Regions from separate parts of the Homo sapiens genome. Here regions 1 and 2 are each linked to region 3. The links are chromatin contacts, found by Hi-C or POLR2A ChIA-PET in ENCODE. All regions are on one chromosome and are shown on one strand. The core of a region is the stretch at or near the end of the contact, and the rest is flanking DNA. Distances in the headings are between cores, read along the strand shown. Region 1 overlaps INCR1 (interferon stimulated noncoding RNA 1). Region 2 overlaps INCR1 (interferon stimulated noncoding RNA 1). Region 3 overlaps PDCD1LG2 (programmed cell death 1 ligand 2).

Region 1 (4,287 bases), core at 480-2,979, 55 kb before region 3:
TCCTATAATATAGCTTTTAAAACAAATTATTGTACTAGTAGCTAATTGCTCATTAAGATCTAGCTTTATGGGCTAGGCGCAGTGGCTCATGCCTATAATCCGAGCACTTTGGGAGGACGAGACAGGCGGATCACTTGAGGTCAAGAGTTTGAGACCAGCCTGGCCAACACTGTGAAACCCCATATCTACTAAAAATACAAAAATTAGCTGGGCTTGGTGGTGGGTGTCTTTATCCCAGCTACTTGGGAGGCTGAGGCAAGAAAATCGCTTGAGCCTGCAAGGTAGAGGTTGCAGTGAGCCAAGAGCGTGCCACTACACTCCAGCCTGGGCAACACAGTGAGACTCTGTCTCAAAAACAAAAAAAAAAAGATCTGGCTATATTGCTATATACTAACTGTGATAGGTTCTGTAGTTCCTCTCAATAACACTGCCAGGTAAGGTTCGTTATTTTATGTATGAGGAAACTAAGGTTCAAAGAGAACGACTTGTCTGTAGTCATGCAGCTGGTTAATGGCAGAGCTGGATTCAACTCAGGCAAGCTACCTATAGATCTCAGGGCAGGTAGGAAAGGGTTATATTAGACTCAAGTAGGAAGCTTTATGAAATTGCTCCCCACTTCCTGCTTCTCCATGATATTCTGATATGTACCCCAAATGGCTGTGAATCTTTGCAGAAGTCAGTGGTTGTTACTGACCGGAGAGTGAGGAATTATCTTCCATGTTTTGGGGGTGGTAAAAATTCTGAGAACCACCACCACATGTTACTTCTTCCATCTGCCTTCCGCTGCTTGAGGCTTCAAAATAAAGTTGTAAGAAATTCCAGCTCTTTGCCCTTACCAATATAGCCCAGGGTGACTCTTACTTAATTCTGTATATGAGTTCCAGAAAATATAGAACTCTATAGAAAAAAATGTATGGCACTTGGCTGAGATTTTCTGTTGACTTCCCTCCAGTCCTTATAAGATCACTTTTCCCTTACTTGATTGTTGTCCCCCATTGACCAAACCAGCAGGTTCTGGCCACTCCCCTCAGTGACTAAAGCTGTCAGCGTCATTACTAGGGTTAAGGCCCTGTCATGGGCTGCCCCAGCCACACACATATTCCAGCTGCTTTGCCTGTTTTAGTCATCCTGTGACATCTCTTCTTGTTATATAGGATATCATCTATGTAAAAGATGAGAGAGAGAGAGGGCTTCTGTGATCTGCAAACCCTTTGAAGACAAGGCTGATGTTTTACTATCTATCTTGGTGCCTAGTACAGTGCTTAGTACCAAATGAATGATAAAATACATGAGAAAGAACAGGATGGTCTCCTCATGATTGCACTTTCTCAGGATAGGCCTGGACCCTATCTCCATTTCCATAGAAATGGCCCTTTCCCCCAGGTTCTGGTACATGGCCCTGGTTGAGCTAATAAACAGCAACAAAAGAACTTAAAGTCTAAAAATGCTTTGAGGCCTGAAAGAAATTATCTCTGAAGGTGAAGTGTTGAGGTAGAAAGATGGAGAAATGGGGTAAGTGCATGTGCAGGGAAAGGGCAGGGACTTCCCAGCTCACCTCCTGTCATGTCCAGATGCAGCCACATACTTTGCTTACAGTGACTTGTCCTGTGTGGAGGCAATTCTTTGAGGCAAAACTATGCCTTAAAGCCTTAAAGCCCAGCCCAGAATTTCACATCAGCCCTTCTCTAGTCCTGACATTATTCACCAAATAAAAGGCAGATACTTGCTATGTTTTACAAGTTTCTTGTCTGTGTCATCAGCCTTGTTCCATCCTTAGATACAAAGAGGGTTGAAAACAGGATGTTTGAAAACAGGATGTTTGGGTTAAAAAACAGGGTTGAAGAAAAAAAGAATAATATTCAGAAAAGAATGTGGCAAGTGGACATAGTTCTTAAGGAACCCTACAAATGAGATTTGAAAACCTGGCTCATTTCATGATTCATTGACTCAAAGATTTTAAGGACATATTTCAGCTGGTAGAAAAAAGTTCACTTGAGGATAACATCTTGAGAGTCAAGTTGAAGATAAAAGACTCCTGTTTCTGGTATCTCTGTGAAACATAAACGAGGGTACCCTTTAGGACCAAGTACTTCATAGAAAGTTAGAGCTGGAAGGGGATTTACAAGCCATTTCATTTTAGTCTTCTCAGGAAACTGAGGCTCATAGGAGTTAAGTGTCTAGTTTGAAGAATTATGGGATCTTAGAGTAAGAAGATTTGTAATTCATCACCTAAGGGAAGAATACTTTCCAGAGTATCCTGAAAAATGGTAGCTCCAGGCTATGTAGATATATCCAGGAACCAGGAGGTTAACCTTTGATGAACAGCTCTAGTTGTTAGTGAATTCTTTCCATTTCTGGGCCAAATTCTTCTTCAATGTAACTTGCACCCATTGATCTTGGCTCTCATGTCTTCCCTTGATAATTCTTCTCCAGGAGAAATGCGCCCAGCTTCTTCCAATATTCCTAGTCTAGGGGTGGCTTCAAGCCCGATTGCCATCTTGGGTGCTTCCCTCTAGATCTACTCTCATTTATTCATGTCCCAATTAACAAGTCGGGCCCAGAATAGAACAAAATATTCTAGAGGTAGGCTGGCCTAGACATAGTAGGTTCCATAGGACTATTTGTTCCCAGTTCTGAACAGTGTCCTGTCAACACTGCTGAAGTTCTCCTTAGTGTTTTTGTTTTGTTTTGAGACAGGGTCTCACTTTGTTGCCTAGGCTGGAGTGCAGTGGTGAGGTCATGGCCCATTGCAGCTTTGATCTCCTTGGGCTCAGGTGATCCTCCTACCTAAGCCTCCCTAGTATCGGGACTACAAGTGTGCGCCATCACGCCCAGCTAATTTTTGTATTTTTTATAGAGACGCAGTTTCGCCATGTTGCCCAGGCTGGTCTCAAACTCCTGGGCTCAAGTGATCCACCTGCCTTGGCCTCTTAATGGGCTGGGATTATAGGCATGAACCACCATGCCCAACCTCCTTAGTTTTTAAGCAATTGGATTTCAATTCAACCTGCATTTGTACTTAGGGCACATTTGTAGTTTATGAGTATGATACTGTTTAAATTCTTTTCTATTAAATCCCCAGAACTTTTTCATATTAACTGCTAATAAACTGCTCTTCCATCTTAGGTGTGTGGATCAAAAGCAGGACCTTTCATTCTACCTCTTTGGTTTTGACCTCGTGATTCAACCTGGGACTTAATTTTTTTATTTTTTATTTTTATTTTTTGAGGCAGGGCGTCATGCTGTTGTACAGGCTGGAGTGCAGTGGTACAATCTTGGCTCACTGCAGCCTCAACCTCCCGGGCTCAAGCGATCCTCCCACCTCAGCCTCCCAATTAGCAGGGATCACAGGCACACACTACCACACCTGGCTAATCTTTGTATTTTTTGTAGAGATGGAGTTTTGCTATGTTGCCCAGGCTGGTATTGAACTCCTGACCTCAAGTGATCTGCCCGCCTCGGCCTCCTAAAATGCTGAGATTACAGGTGTGAGCCACTGTGGCAACCTGGGATTTTGAAATAGAAACTCTTCTATCCAACTGACTCTCTCTCCCTACTTTATTAATCATCATATATTATAAGCTCATCTTCTATGTTTTCATCCAAGTTACCCATAAGACAGAGGGAAAAAGACAATTTTTTAGTAGTTGCTTTGTCAACCTAACCTCTTCTCTCAACCATATTCACTTACTCACAAGGATATAAATGTACATCTTGTTGTGTGCTGTGATTAAAAATCAATATATTCTATGTCTATGGCAACTCCATGAGCTACCAAACTTGTAACTCCCTAAGCTACCAAACTGGTAACTTTTTTTTTTTCTTTTTGAGACAGGGTCTCATTCTGTTTCCTAGGCTAGAGTGTGGTGGTGTATTCACAACTTACTGCAGCCTCAACCTCCTGGGCTCAGTCGATCCTCCCACCTCAGCCTCCCCAGTAGCTGGGACTGCAGGCGTGCACCATCACACCTGGGTAATTTTTGTATTTTTTGTAGAGATAGGGTTTTGCCATGTTGCCCAGGCTGGTCTTGAACTCCTGAGCTCAAGCCATCTGCCTGCCTCAGCCTCCCAAAGTGCTAGGATTACAAGTGTAAGCCACCATGCCCAGCCCAAACTGGTAACTTTACTGAAAAAGAAATGGGATAAATTAGGCAAGTTACTTAACTTCTATAAGCCCAAGTTTCCTCATCCATAAAATGTGAATATTTGTTCTACTCCCTTTACCAGGTGGTAGTGAGGCTCAACTAGTATAACAAGACATTTGAAAATGCTTTGTAAACTTAAAAA
Region 2 (4,390 bases), core at 199-2,698, 37 kb after region 3:
TTCAAGATGGATGAAAGACTTAAATGTTAGACCTAAAACCATAAAAACCCTAGAAGAAAACCTAGGCAATACCATTCAGGACATAGGCATGGGCAAGGACTTCATGTCTAAAACACCAAACGCAATGGCAACAGAAGCCAAAATTGACAAATGGGATCTAATAAAACTAAAGAGCTTCTGCACAGCAAAAGAAACTACCATCAGAGTGAACAGGCAAGCTACAGAATGGGAGAACATTTTTGCAATCTACCCATCTGACAAATGGCTAATATCCAGAATCTACAATGAACTCAAACAAATTTACAAGAAAAAAACAACCCCATCAAAAAGTGGGTGAAGGATATGAACAGACACTTCTTAAAAGAAGACATTTATGCAGCCAAAAGACACATGAAAAAATGCTCATCATCACTGGCCATCAGAGAAATTCAAATCAAAACCATAATGAGATATCATCTCACACCAGTTAGAATGGCGATCATTAAAAAGTCAGGAAACAACAGGTGCTGGAGAGGATGTGGAGAAATAGGAACACTTTTACACTTTTGTTGGGACTGTAAACTAGTTCAAGCATTGTGGAAGGCAGTGTGGTTATTCCTTAAGGATCTAGAACTAGAAATACCATTTGACCCAGCCATCCCATTACTGGGTATATACCCAAAGGATTATAAATCTTGCTACTATAAAGACACATGCACACGTACGTTTATCATGGCACTATTTACAATAGCAAAGACTTGGAACCAACCCAAATGTCCAACAATGATAGACTAGATTAAGAAAATGTGGCACATATACACCATGGACTACTATGCAGCCATAAAAAAGGATGAGTGCATGTCCTTTGTAGGGACATGGATGAAGCTGGAAACCATAATTCTCAGCAAACTATTGCAAGGACAAAAAACCAAACACTGCATGTTCTCGCTCATAGGTGGGAACTGAACAATGAGAACACATGGACACATGAAGGGGAACATCACACACTGGGGCCTGTTGTGGGGTGGGGACAGGGGGGAGGGATAGCATGAGGAGATATACCTAATGTTTAATGATGAGTTAATGGGTGCAGCACACCAATATGGCACATGTATACATATGTAACAAACCTGCACGTTGTGCACATGTACCCTAGAGCTTAAAGTATAATAATAATAAAAAAAAACAACCAACAATCAATCACTTAAAAAAAAAAAAAAAAAAGAAAGGATGGGCAGGACCCAAACTGTCAGAAACAAGGTAACCTCAGGACTGGCTGCTTTCTTTGCCCACCTCTCGTGGTTCATTGAGTCTCTCTCCCTCAGCTCATATCTGCTTCTCTCTGCACATCTCATCTGTTCGACTCACCCTGCTTATTTCCTCAGTCTTTCCCTCTACTTTGAACTTCTTTTCTCTTTCTGGTGACTTCTGCTTTCTCAGTTTCTGCTGCCTCAGCGCTGTTCCTGCCCTGTCATAGATTCTAGCAGCCTCCTGACCCTTCTGTGTCAGGCCTACCCACCTCGGTCTTGAGAATATGAGTTGCTGATTCAGTCTCTGGAAGCCAGCCATATCCCAAAGCCTTCTCGTCTTCCTAGTTCTGGCTCTGGGAAGCCAGAGGAGACAAGACTATTGGACCCCAGCACCTAGGCATGGTGTAAGATGAACCCGGTGTGGTTCCCAGCAACTCTGGCCTGAAGGATCTCCAGAGCCAGCCAGTTTCCCAGGGTCCCCCTAGCCAGGGCTGATCAGGGTTACAGCATGTTCCCAGGACTAAACTGAGGACAGGTCTTAAGTCTGTTTGCCTTAAGACCTTGGGAATCTCCGTAAAAATGCTTGGACCAAGTATAGAAGACTTCTAAACTCAAACTCAAGTAAAGGAAACCTGAATTCAAACTCAGGTAAAGGAAATGAAAGGTTCTCACAATGACTTTGGTTTCAGCTCATATTTTTTTCTTTTTAAAGTGAAATGATGATTCATCACTTTCAATACAGTTGAGACAGCTGACTCATGTTTTCGTGTTAGGTCAGTGGTTCCCCAATATGGCTGCAGGTTAGAATCCCCTGGGGAACCTGAAACATAGAGGTGCCTGGGCACTACCTAAGACCTCCTGATTCAAAATCTCCAAGGGTGGGGTCCAGAAGTCTGCATTTTTTGAAACTCATCAGTGGTTCTGTAGTAACCAGCCGTGCTCTAATTGGTGGATTAGCATTAGGGAATCCCTGGGTTTGATGACACTGATGGCAGCAATCCTTGAAGGGAAGTAAGCAAGAGGGAGAAAAGGAAGCTGAGAACCCAAAGACAAACTTCAGCTACTTCAAGATGTGGACACCTGTCTATGTTTCTTAGATTTTCTTTCACTAAGAAGAGCTGATACCATGATTCTCAATCTACCAAGGGGGAGGAGAAATGGAAGCATGCAGAAGTAAGTTGATCTCACCTAAGGCAACAGAATTAAGGCAGGTCTCTGCTTAGAAAGACCACCTTGAGGGATAATTCTGCTCACTTGTTGTTCTCCTCACTGGACAGGAGACCCTGGAAGCAGAGACAATATCTGGTGCACCTCTGCATTCCCACTACCTGAAACATAAAGTTGCTCAATAAATAAACATCCTCTGTTGAATGAATAACTGCAAAGGCAGGTCCACTTTTAGAAACCATTGTGACTGGCTGGAGGGGTGGAGCTATGTGGAAAGTAGAAAAAGCAGTTGACACCAAGGGCAGAGAAGCTGGATTTGGTTCTACTCCTTACTAGCTCTGTGATTTGACCACTCTCTGCCTTGGTGATAAAATGTCTGAACAGAGTTTTGTAAATTACATTTTATAATTTACATAGAAAGCCTAGAATTTGGCTGGGTGTGGTGGCTCACACCTGTAATCCCAGCACTTTGGATGGCCAAGGTGGGTAGATCATTTGAGCTCAGGAATTCAAGACCAGCCTGGGCAGCATGGTGAAACCCTATCTCTACAAAAAATACAAAAATTAGCTGGGTGCAGTGGCATGTGCCTGTAGCCCCAGCTACTCGGCAGGCTGAGGCAGGAGAATTTCTTGAGCCTGGTAGGCTGCAGTGAGCCAAGATCGCACCATTGCACTCCAGCCTGGGCAACAGGAGTGAAACCCTGTCTCAAAAAAAAAAAAAAAAAAAAAGAAAAAGAAAAAGAAAAAAGAAAAGAAAAAACAAAAGCCCAGAATTTCTTGAATTAGTTGATCAACATAAATAGGGCCTTCTTGCTCCTTTTGCTTAAGTGGCATGTTAAAAATCAGTGACTTCTTTAATGACTGTACCTACTCTGAACTCTGTGCCAGATAAGGTAGAAAACAGAAACAAAAAATAAAGAAATTAATATGCAAGTGTTGCTTTTCCTACTTGTTACTCTGGAATCATAAGGCCACATGGCTGTACTTTCCAGTTATTCATTCAACAGAGGATGTTTATTTATTGAACGACTTTATGTTCCAGGTAGTGGGAATGCAGAGGTGCATCAGATATTGTCTCTGCTTCCAGGGTCTCCTGTCCAGTGAGGAGAATAACAAGTGAGCAGAATTATCCTTCAGGGTGGTCATTCTACAGCAGAGACAGAGAATGCCCAATTCTCTTCCAGCCTGCTCTGACAACTTGCACACTGGGAGACACCGGGGCCTGCGTCTCTCAGCCGGAAGTGGGATGCTGGTGATGATGGTGGTGGCTGCATATGTGCCACAGCAGAACTGGCTTCTAGGACTTTATATGGCATAGAGAGGAACTAATTAAGGTGAATGGCCTGAGAAGGCTCCCTCACTTTACAAAAGAGGAAACTGAGGCTTTAGAGGGGTTAGGTAAACAGGTGGCCAGTGGGAGAATGAAGATCCTTCAGGAACTGCAGGGGGAAGAGGACAGTGTCTTGTTCCCCATCGTCAGCAGCCACCTCTGCCCTCTCCACTCCCTCCATCATTCCTCTCTCCTCCTCTGACCTCAGCACCTTCCCTCCTCCCCTGCAGGAAAGCCAGCCCTATGCAGGGGAGCACAGGGGTCACGCTCAGAGATTTTGGAAGCAGACCTCTGTCTAAATCTCTGTTTCACCTCCTGCCAGCCGTAAGACTTCAAACAAACGGCTTCCTCTCTTGGTGCCTGTTTCATTTCATTATCTGTAAAATGGGCACCATAAAAGACTTGCTTTGTGGAGTTGTGCAAATGAAATGAGTTGATACACGGAAAGTGCTTAGAACAGGGCCTGCTGGCATGTAATAAGTGCTTAATAAATGTTAATTATCTTATCCTTGTGCCATTACCTGCTTGGTGTGGCCAACCCATGATCTTATTCCCAAAACATTACTAACTTAGTTCATTTTCCCCTCAAACTTATATTTTAAAAAGTTTAGTTTTTTTCAGATAGCACATTGTATCATTGCTAAGTGTTTTCTAAATACCAAAA
Region 3 (4,572 bases), core at 218-2,717:
GGGAGCTGCTTCTAAGCATTAGCTATTCCAGAAGTTGTTTCAGTATAAAATGTGATACGGAAGAGCATAGGATATAGTGACAGGTGAGCCTGGGTTCAAATGCTGACTCAGGATTAGGAGTCCTTTGACTGTGAGTCCGTCCTTTAATCTTTATGAGCTTCAGCCTCTTTATCTATAAAATGAGGTTGAACTCTACCTCTCAGTATTGTGGTGGAGGCTGGACGAGGTGTTACATGTGAAGTGCCTAGATCTGGCAGGCAGTAGGCACTCAGCAAATGTTCGTTCCTTTCTTTCGTACCATGTTTTAATTCTTGGGAAAGTGGTAATTCATATGTGGAATGCATGGCCAATCTTTATCCTCCAGGATATTTTACTAACCAGGACAGTCCATTCTCTGATCAGATTTCACAGTATAAGTAACTTTTGGGTTTTCTGCTGCTTGAATGATTCCCACTGCAGATGTCCTCTGATTCAAGTTTTTCTTCCCACTATCCTGCAAATCTTTGAAGGCAAAGACCAGGCTGAGTTTGCTTTGATATATCCAGTACCTAGCACATAGCAAGTTCTAGTTAAGAGCTTGGCAAATAAATGACAGAAAGAGAGAGAGGGAGAAAGAAAGGATGACCCTGGTTATATATTCACCTCTGCTTTCCTTTCATCAAACTGCAACTTGCCTGTGATCACACAAATTGGCATTCTTAATTGCCACACAGCACACTTGATAGTGATATGCACAAACTTGAGATTTATTTCAAATGACCGACATTTTTGGCTTGCCTCTATCCCTGTTTTAACCATGGCTAGAACATTAATGTGCCTTTCTACAGAGAGGAGTTCACGTGTGCCCAGCATTCTTTTGTGCAGGAGGGGCACAGGGGCAGGGCTATAAGGTGAGTGTACATGTGTAAAACAATGCTAATCATATCTGCACTTGCTGTGCCAGGTTGCAAAGACCCTGGAATAAGGCATGTAAAAAGAGATTTCCTGTATGATTCTTTTATTTTAATCCACTGCACACTTGGAATAGCTCTCACCTCAGAATCTCCATAATGGGACCCTCTTAAGGGCAGATCCCTTTATGATGGAAGCCGTCCTTAAATACTTGAGTTATTAAGTCCCTTATAACTTAATGCAGAGCCACCTGATACCAAATCCAATCTGTCCTTGAAGAATAATATTCAACTATTCATCAAATATGTAGTAATCATATGCCAAGTTCAAGAATTACCTACTACTTTTACTCTTCTATAATACTTCTCTTGTTTAATTACATTTGATAAACAGGAAACAGGGAAGAAAATGGGGCTTACAAGGAAGGTTAGTTGCTGAGTCTGCATAACAACAAGAATTAAATAGATGACTTTGGGTAGAGACTGTTGAATCTATTTAGCAAATTTATTTACTGCACTATGCTTTCTTGTCATAAGAAAGGGAACGCCTATAACTTCCTCTGGAACTCCCCTTAGCTTACAGCAGAACTCCCCTCTTTACTGCCTGGGCCTTTGATAAAAGTCCATTTTCTTCCTATTTTTCCTGTCTGCCTTGTAAGAATGCGTGCCAGGAGTGATAGGCATAAAATATGCTACTTGTCAGACAGGTGACATTTTTCAGCTAATATTTACAAGAGAAAAGAGCAATTAGCAAACATGAATCATATGTCTGAATAGCTCAGAATACCTAGAAGATTAATTGTTACTTGGTCTAATTTTGCCCCAAGTAAAGTTTCTAAGACATGCAAACTTTGAGCTTGATTACTCCATACAAAATAAGAGGTTTAGGCAATGCAATAGATTTTTGAAATCCTGAAACATTCTTGCTTATTGTAAGTTACAGAGGCAATCAAGACACTGATGCAAACAATTCTATGAAGAGGTTTTTTCTCAAGCCCAGCTGCAAATTAGATTCACTAAGCAGAGGGCCTCAATCTTGGCTAACATTGGAATCACCTGGGAGGCTTTTAAAACACACTAATGCCCAGGCACTACTTTGGATCTGTTAAAATTACATTATTTTGGAGATGAGGTCAGCATCATTAAAGATTTTCTTTTCCTGGGAGCTTCTAAAGTGCAGACAGTATTGCGAACCATTAGTTACACAAAGTAACATTTGCACGTGCAAGCGTCTTTTACCACCTTGCCTTCAAAGTGTTGTCCTCAACTTCACCTGGAAGCTAGGTAGAAATGTAGAATTTCAAGCCTTCCCCAGACCTAGGGAATCAGGATCTGCATTTTAAGAAGGTCACGGTGATTTGCATGCACATTAATGTTTGAGAAGTAGAGTTATAACACTGGTCTGCATTTGGACTGTCACTGGGAAGTAGCGTAATAGTTGATATTTCTTAAACACAGTAAGTCAGACACTGGGCTAGCCCATCATTTCATCTGATCCTCCCAGCAACTCTGCGAGGTAGATGTTGCTATCCACATTTTACAGATGGGGAAACTGAGGCTCAAAGAAGTGATGCAACTTGCCCAAGGTCAAAGAATGGTAGCTCATGGAACCGGAATTCAAATTCATCTCTGTGTCTTCAATGCACATTTATTTCTGTGCTACCAATGACTGCAGTTATGACTATATATCCACTGGCATGTGTACACTACATCCATGAGTGAGTTTTTTTTTTTTTTTTGCTGTATGCTAAGGAAAAGATGTTTTGTTTTCTACTTTACATGCCACATGGTTATTAAATTAAGCTTCAACCTAGGATTGAACTCCTGAAGGTATTAGACAAAGGAGAAAACTGGAAGGTTTCCACAACTACAAAATTAAGCTGACAACACAGGCTTTCCATTCATGTGGGGCCCTTAACTAAACTAAAGGGCAAAAGACTTGGCAAAAGCATGAAAAATTCATGTATGCAGGTCCTTTTGCTAGATTAGAACACCTAGCTTGATGCATTTCAAAAATTCTTGGGGGAGCTTTGCATTTTATTGCAATGAAGCATCAATGGTAGTCAGCACCTGTCACTTATTCAGGAAACACACAACGAATTATTTGCATTACCTCCCAAGATAGCTTCCTCTTGAAACTAAGTTTATATTTTATCCCCCACATTTAACAACAGAAGTGTAAGTTTTTTCAGACTTGCCACGTAATGTACTTGAGAAGTAAGGGTGGGGTGGGGGGGTGCTTTACATAGCCACATTCTTCAGAAAACTCTGAAGTTCCTGGTTTAGGACAAAATCCTGCTCTAAGCACCTGACTCATGCTCTGCTCAGTGTAGGAGGACTGCATGGAGACATGTCTTCGCATAGAAATCCTTTCCCCAACCTGATTATTCTCCTTTGTTTATCTCAGCAGTCAGCAGGGTAGTTTTGGATCTAAAGATAGGCGAAGTGGAGTAACCTAGGCTGAGGTCTGTGCCCCAGAATGACCTCAGGCATCACCATGGTCATTGTGGCCCTCTGGTTTTCATCTACCTCTGGAGTACGAAGAGAGAAGAAAAACATCAATGAAAAAAGACTGGGGTGGCTCTTTCCTCTAAGACATGACAAGGTATAAAAAATATTTCTGGGTTATAAGATGTCCTTAGATTTTGAAATAAAAATGTAAGAAAAAAAACAAATATAAGTGTGATATTTGCAAAAGGATATACACATAAGTTAATGGAACAAAAAGTCCAGAAATAGACCCACATAAATATGACTAATTGATTTTGATGAAGATTCAAAGGCTATTGAATGGGGAAAGGATGGGTGTTTTTTAACAAATGGGGCTGGAACAACTGAACATCTACATGTAAAACTAAAATGAGCTTAACCTATACATCACACCTTATATAAAAATTAAAATGGATTATAAACCTTACATATAGAATATACAACTACAAAATGTGTAGAAGAAAATATAGAAGACAATCTTTTACATCTTGGGTTATGTAAAGAGTTTTTGGATATGATACCAAAAGCATGATCCATAAAAGAAAACATTGATAAATCAAACTTCATCAAAATTAAAATCTTTGCTCTGCAAAAGACACAGTTAAGAAAATGAAAAGACAAGCTACAGACTTCAAAAGAATATTTGAAAATCAATATCTGATAAAGAACTTGTATCTAGAATAAAGAACTCTTAAGGTCGTGGCAGTGGCTCACACCTGTAATCCCAGCACTTTGGGAGGCCAAGGTGGGTGGGCCACTTGAGGTCAGAAGCTTGAGACAGCCTGGCCAACATAGTGAAACCCCGACTCTACTGAAAATACAAACATAAGCCAAGCATGGTGGTACATGCCTGTAATTCCAGCCAGTCAAGAGGCTGAGGCTGGAGAATCGCTTAAACTTGGGAGGCAGAGGCTGTAGTGAGCCACGACAGTGAACTCCAGCCTGGGCGACTGATGGAGACTGCGTCTCAAAAAAATAGAGAATTTTTAAAACCTTACAATAAGAAAATAAACAATAATTAAACAATCGTTTAATTCCTTAGTATACAATTACAAAGGATGAAATGATTTGAATGTCACCAATGAAGATATACAATAAGTACATAAAAACTTAACTAAGGCCAGGTGCAGTGGCTTATGCCTGTAATCCCAGCATTTTGGGAGGCTGAGGCGAGAAGATGGCTTGAGTCCAG

What was found. A loop is a pair of places that touch in the nucleus more often than their neighbours do. ChIA-PET counts read pairs that join two places held with the same protein, here RNA polymerase II (POLR2A). Pooled maps may share reads with other maps.
Region 1: a loop to region 3 is called in a map of chondrocyte, with 5 times the contacts of the local background. The contact joins two enhancer-like sites. A Hi-C loop is called at or near these places in 10 of 168 maps with a recorded cell type or tissue (B cell, CD4-positive, alpha-beta memory T cell, GM12878 and 6 more), 27 of 37 single-sample maps with no recorded cell type and 15 of 50 pooled maps. POLR2A ChIA-PET finds 5 or more read pairs at or near these places in 10 of 52 experiments (AG04450, CD4-positive, alpha-beta memory T cell, GM12878 and 7 more).
Region 2: a loop to region 3 is called in a map of naive thymus-derived CD4-positive, alpha-beta T cell, with 2.9 times the contacts of the local background. The contact joins two enhancer-like sites. A Hi-C loop is called at or near these places in 6 of 168 maps with a recorded cell type or tissue (B cell, CD8-positive, alpha-beta T cell, chondrocyte and 2 more), 20 of 37 single-sample maps with no recorded cell type and 6 of 50 pooled maps. POLR2A ChIA-PET finds 5 or more read pairs at or near these places in 10 of 52 experiments (B cell, GM10248, GM12878 and 7 more).

What each region holds. Positions count from the first base shown.
Region 1 is chr9:5,583,998-5,588,284 of GRCh38, reverse strand. The region is part of intron 1 of INCR1 (interferon stimulated noncoding RNA 1); the gene reads left to right. Among named protein-coding and RNA genes, the nearest start is that of RIC1, 43 kb to the left of the region's middle. Within about 2 kb of position 1,729, at least 5 of the 41 ENCODE cell types and tissues checked have a DNase peak (open chromatin) inside an H3K27ac peak, as active enhancers do; they include OCI-LY7, where a contact is called at or near this core.
Region 2 is chr9:5,491,394-5,495,783 of GRCh38, reverse strand. The region is part of intron 2 of INCR1 (interferon stimulated noncoding RNA 1); the gene reads left to right. Among named protein-coding and RNA genes, the nearest start is that of PDCD1LG2, 17 kb to the left of the region's middle. RefSeq lists enhancers at 1,684-1,743, 1,774-2,023, 2,234-2,323. Within about 2 kb of position 1,448, at least 12 of the 41 ENCODE cell types and tissues checked have a DNase peak (open chromatin) inside an H3K27ac peak, as active enhancers do.
Region 3 is chr9:5,528,531-5,533,102 of GRCh38, reverse strand. The region is part of intron 2 of PDCD1LG2 (programmed cell death 1 ligand 2); the gene reads right to left. All of the region lies in intron 1 of INCR1 (interferon stimulated noncoding RNA 1), which reads left to right. Among named protein-coding and RNA genes, the nearest start is that of PDCD1LG2, 20 kb to the right of the region's middle. RefSeq lists an enhancer at 1,485-1,534. Within about 2 kb of position 1,467, at least 3 of the 41 ENCODE cell types and tissues checked have a DNase peak (open chromatin) inside an H3K27ac peak, as active enhancers do; they include OCI-LY7, where a contact is called at or near this core.